Regions from separate parts of the Homo sapiens genome. Here region 2 is linked to region 1. A link is a loop called in an ENCODE intact Hi-C map of the cell type or tissue named here. Cell type or tissue: Caco-2. All regions are shown on one strand. Each heading gives the region's core, and the rest is flanking DNA. Links, peaks and the distances in the headings are about the cores only. Region 1 has its middle 43 kb from the start of SELENOP. Region 2 overlaps CCDC152 (coiled-coil domain containing 152).

Region 1 (2,932 bases), core at 297-2,796:
TACCCAAGGTCACACAGAAGGTAAATGAAAGAGCTGGAGTTTGATACCAGATCTGAACCCTGTCATTCCAGGTTGCATTTTTTCCCTCTTCAATCTACTTTTTTAAGCTGATAGACCACGATGCATTCTTTCTAAATTAAGAAGTGGGGAAATTTGCTGTTTGCAAAATTACTAGCTCTGAGTCTATAGATGCTCCAATGCAACCTTCAGGGTCAAGCACTTTGGCAGTGCCAAATAGTTTGTTTCTGACTAGTGTAGACAAGCATTTAGACAGCACATAACTAGCTTTGTGAGCGTTGCTTACACAAAACACCTGCCACCAACCCTCTCTGGCCATCAGTGTCCTGTCTCAGAGAAGCACAACTTCTTTGTCATAGACCCTGGGCAATTTTTAACCACAGGAAAAAGCTTTGCTACTTCAAGGCTGGTCCTAAGACTAGCAGTGTTGATATCACCTTTGTTAGAAATGAAGAATTTCAGGCCATAGCACAAACCTACTTAATCAGAATCTCCATTAACAAGCTCCCTGTGTGATTCATATACACATTAATGTTTGAGAAACACTGTGTTAGATACAGGTACCCTAGGTGACTTCTCAAAGTCCTCTCCAGTCTAGTGGTTCTTTGACCCAATGGCAAATGATCTGGGCAATTTTGATAATTCTGATGGGGTGTGCCTAATCACATTAGTGATGTTATGGCTTTTGCTAAGGCTGTTATAGATGATATCAACACACAAGATCTGCCTTAACACACCATGAAATCATGCAAGGTATTTGTCTCTGAAGATCCCAGGGGCATAAGTGCATTAGACAGGCACAGGCTGGACATGAATACCACCCAGGAGCATGGCTCCTAGTGCCAGATGCATTATGCTTATGCTATCCACAGTGATTAAATCAGGTGGCTATAAATTGTGATGTCTTAATGAGTGATACTTTCAGATCTTCACAGATAACTTGTTTTATTCTGTAACCTCTAAGGAACGTAGATATTATCTCATAGACTGATGATAATGATGGGTCCAAAATTTGATTTTCAACTTTGTCACCTACTAGTTACTAAGTACAAAAAAATCTGATTTTTCTAGGCCTCATTTTCTGTAAATTGAAAAGATTAGACTGATAATCTAATCTAATCTTGTTGTAATCCATTAAAACAAACACACCTGTGGCCAGACAGAGTTAGAGTGATAATCTATTTTTACAACAGCTATAAAGCATGATCGCATGTACACTGTGTATCATTTTATGATAATTAACCAATTAGACCATAAAAATGGTGAACCTAAACTGACAGGGACTTGGAAAGGAATTTGAAAGATTGCTAAGAATACTCTTCCAGGATAATTTAAGTGATAACCACAAACTGAAAGATGGAGGCCACCATGACCTGCTGAGACAGCTTGTGACTGAAAACTGTTGTTTGAGCTTGACTCATGTGCTCAAAGTTCAGATCCTTAAAGGGACACTTCCCCTAAAGAAACAGAAAACAACATAACATTTAATTTTGCTTCTGGAGGAGGCCAGGGCCTACCTAGACAAAACTGAGCTTTGCTAGTTCAGCTTCTTTATTTAATGAAGGTTCAGTAATTATGGCATGTATTATCAAGCAAAATCTTTCTATTGAAAGCACCAGAACTTATTCTTTCAAAACAATATTTAATTGTGGAATATATAAAAAAATACAGAAAGTAATAACTAGATACCCATATCTATTAAATTAATAAATACTAACATTTTGTGATATTTCCTTTAGATTCTTCATTTTTTCTCTATAGAAATTAATTATACCTACAGTTGAAGTCACACTCATTCTTACATCCACCCCAAAACTATGATTTTGAAGTAGTTTGTATTATTCCCTTGAATATTTTTGACACTTTTACACATATTTATGTATCTTAAATAATGCATACAATCATTTTGTTTTAATTTTTCAAGGATGCAATTTGTAGCAGATGCTAAATTCCCTCAAGCCACTGGATTTTAGGGAACCTGTAGGGGACAGTTGCATGAATGCTGCCAGGTCCCCTTCAAGCAATTTTCAGTGAATCTCTGCTCTTCTACATCAGGGTTTTCCCTGAAGACCTGGAAGTTCCTTGGCTGCACAGGCACAGACTACAACTGTGGAGGAGTAATACCAGGAGCAACCCTGAACTAATGAGCAGCAGAGTCAAGGGATAAATTTTCCAGGCTCTTGTTCTCTTCATGAAAAGTTATGAGGCACAGTCCATACTATTCCTTGGAGATCCCAAAGCAGGATAGTATCACAGTTGCTCAAAGAGGTAACAAACACAATAAAACATCCTGTATTTGCCTTGCTTCCTTCCTTGCCTCACTCTGTTTGCCCCTTTGCTCTGTTTCCTGGGATAACTTCCCAAATAAACCACCAAGTCCATATCTCATTACTGAATTCTCTAATTAGTTCAAATACTTTGGTTACAAATCATTGAATTTTACTGCAGTGTGTCCAAAAATGTGGTATGATTGTTACTGATGCTTTCTGTTTATTGAGACTGGTTTTGTGACCTAGCACATGACTAACTTTTGCTAAATGTTTCATGTTTGTTTGAGAAGGAGTATTCTCTAATTATTGAGTGCAGACTTCTATATATGTCTACAAATCAAGTTTGTTAAATTTTTTGGTTAAAATCTTCTATTAGGTTTTTGTCTTCTTGATACATTTCTGAAAGAAATGTGTAGTTGTAGATTTATCATTGTTTCCTTTTCAGTCTGTCAGTTTTGATTTTTATATTTTGAGGCTATGTTGTTAAGTTCATACAGCTTCAGGGTGGGTATATCTTTGTCTCAAACAATACATTTTCTCCTAATGTATTTTGTCTTCTACTAATATAGTTTACTCAGTACTTTTTCTGTTCTAACTTTTCTCATCCACTTTCTCTCAAACTTTCTGGTGTAGTTATGATTTAA
Region 2 (2,932 bases), core at 195-2,694, 84 kb after region 1:
ATATATGATCTTTTTAATGGGCTGTTGAATTTTATTTGATAGTATTTTATTGAAGATTTTTGAGTCTGTGTTTATCAGGGATATTGGGATGTAATTTTCTTTCCTTGCAGTGTCTTTGTCTGATTTTGGTGTCCGGGTGATGCTGGCCTCATAGGATGAGTTTGGAAGTGTTCCCTTTGCTTTTATTTTTTGAAAGAGTTTAAGAAAAAGCGGTATTACTTTTTCTTTGAGTGTTTAATAGAATTCCCATGAAGCCACCTCATCCTGGGCTTTTCTTTGGTGGGAGATTTTTGATTATTTACTCAATCTCCTTATTTGTCATTGGTGTGTTCCGACTATTTCTGACTCAGTTTTGGCAGGTTGTATATTCTTAGGTATTTGACTATTTCTTCTAGGTTATCCAGTTTGGTGGCATATAGTTGCTCTTAATAGTCCCTTATTATCCTCCTCACGCCCCCTAGGATTTCAGTTGTATCGTCTTCTCTTTCATTTCTGCTTTTATATATTGACATCTTTCTTTTTTTTTCAGTGTAGCCAAGCATTTGTCAATTTAGTTTATTTTTTCAAAAAAAACAAACTCCTAGTTTTGTTAAATTTTCTGTTGTTTTTTATTTTCTATTTGATTGATTTATCCTATAATCTTCATTATTTCTTTCCTTTGAGTACCTTTGGGCTTAATTTGTTGTTCTTTTTCTAGTTCCTTGAGGTGTAAAGATAGATTACTTATTGGATATATATATATTTTTTCCTTTTAAATTTAGGCTTTACAGCCATAAACTTCCCCATTAAAATGTCTTCTGCTGTATCCTATAGGTTTTGGTATGTTGTGTTTTCATTTGTCTCAGATACTTTAAAAATTCCTTTGGTTTATTCTTTGACTCAATGATTGTTCAGGAGTGTGTTTAGCATTTTTGCCTCTTCTTTTCAACATAGTGTTGGAAATCTTAGAGCAATTAGGAAAGAGAAAGACATAAAGGGCATCCAAATCAGAACAGAAGAAAATTATCCATATTCGCAGATGACATGACTATATACTTAGAAAACCTATTAGAACTAATAAACAGATTCAGTAAAGTTGCAGTATACAAAATCAACATATAAAAATCGATCACATTTCTATATACAAATTACAAAATATCTGGAAAGGAAATTAAGAAACAATCCTATACATAATGGCAATAAAAATACTTAAGAATTAACCAAAGAAGGTGAGAATCTTGTACACCAAAGAAGGTGAGAATCTTGTACACTGAAAGTAATAAAACATTGATGAAGGAAATGAAAGAAGACACAGATAAATAGATTAGAAGAATATTATTAAAATGTCCATACTATCTAAAATGATCTGCATATTTAATGCAATCGCTATCAAAATGCCAATGACATTCTTTACAGAAGTAGACAAAACAATCTTAAAATCCATATGGAAACACAAAAGACCTCAAATAGCCCAAGCAATCTTGAGTAAAAAGAACAAACCTGGAGCCACTGCACTACCTAATTTCAAAATATATTATAGAGCTACAATAATCAGAACAGTACAGCACTGTTAAAAAAAAAAAGACATGTAGATTATGGAACAGAATAGAGAACCCAGCTGGGTGTGGTATTTTAGTCACAAGGAAGGGAAAAGTTGTTTTGAGCCCTGGCATTGAAATAGGAGCATGAGTGCCCCTTTTTAACACTCCAAATTACAGGAATCACATATAAGATCAATATTTTATCTCACATATATAAGGTGCTTGTTTTAAAATAAAGGCAGAGGTCTAAGATGAGAAATGCTTATTTGATGTGAGTTTTATGTGGAAGGGGCCTTTAAGGCAATTTAGTCTAATCTCTGATATAGTAGAAGAAAATCTCACAGCCATCACAGCTGAGTCAGAACAGCACAAAATACTTGGTCTGTTTTGTGAATGGTAGGCCTGTTTGATTAACATGATTGTTACAGATAAGATAAGCTGAATGTGTTGACTTCACTTGCACAAATATAGTCTTAGTCTATGACAAAAAAATTAAATGGTAAACTATCACTGTGGTTTAAATAAAAAATTATGGTTTAACTAGTAATATCCACTCTTCAAAACTGAACACAAGATTATTAAAGACCAAGAATGCTACTGAGAATAAATAGAGTTCTAAATTTTTGAAGGTAATAACTATATGACCTATGTAAAACATCCCTTTATGTCACTATCAGATAGAACATGACTGAATTGTTCTGTTCAGGATAACATTTCTTATTTCATAATCATCTAGGAAAGTATTTTTAAGTAGTAAGGAGTCCTCTTTTAGCTGACAAATTGAAATTTATTATCAACCATGTAAAAACTTCCTATTTTTAAAGGTGCTCAAATACACAATGCTTTTTTAGATTTTACTTTTTTTTCTAACTTACCTTTCAAATTCTGTTGATATTCAATGGTCTGTTGTAGCCCTTTTATTATATTATGAAGAGTAGCACATTCTGAAATATAAAAGATAAATTTATTTTAAAATCCCTTGCTTTCATTTTGGAATTATTCTCTCAGTTGAAATTATTAAAATAAAATAATATTTAAGCCAGGCATGGTGATGTGTGCCTTGTAGTCCTATTGACTCAAGAGGCTGAGGCAGGAGGATCACTTGAACCCAAGAGTTCAAGGCTGCAGGGGGCTATGCTCATGCCATTGCACTCCAGCCTGAGTGACAGAGCAAGACCCTGTCTCTAAAAATAATAATAATAATATTTAATTTGAAATTACAAGATATTAATAAAGCAGCCAAGCACCTTAAATAAAATTATATAAAGGAAAAATATAATTTTTTTTTTTTTTGAGACAGAGTCTTGCCCTGTCGTCCAGGCTGAAGTGCAGTGGCACGATGTCGGCTCACGCAACCTCCGCCTCCCAGGCTCAAGTAATTCTCCTGCCTCAGCCTCCTGAGCAGCTGGGAT

The links. A loop is a pair of places that touch in the nucleus more often than their neighbours do. Peaks named below come from ENCODE experiments on the same cell type or tissue, not always from the same donor. Only the 100,000 strongest peaks of a DNase experiment are listed, where the experiment ranks them.
Region 2: a loop joins it to region 1, with 12 times the contacts of the local background. A loop is called at or near these places in 2 of 110 quality-filtered maps.

What each region holds. Positions count from the first base shown.
Region 1 is chr5:42,853,387-42,856,318 of GRCh38, reverse strand. No RefSeq gene overlaps it. Among named protein-coding and RNA genes, the nearest start is that of SELENOP, 43 kb to the right of the region's middle. In Caco-2, for the core only: no CTCF peak of the experiment used is centred there; a DNase peak (open chromatin) is centred at 1,388.
Region 2 is chr5:42,769,129-42,772,060 of GRCh38, reverse strand. CCDC152 (coiled-coil domain containing 152) reads right to left here. Exons shown (of 9, transcript NM_001134848.2): 4 at 2,396-2,464. Among named protein-coding and RNA genes, the nearest start is that of CCDC152, 14 kb to the right of the region's middle. In Caco-2, for the core only: no CTCF peak of the experiment used is centred there; no DNase peak of the experiment used is centred there.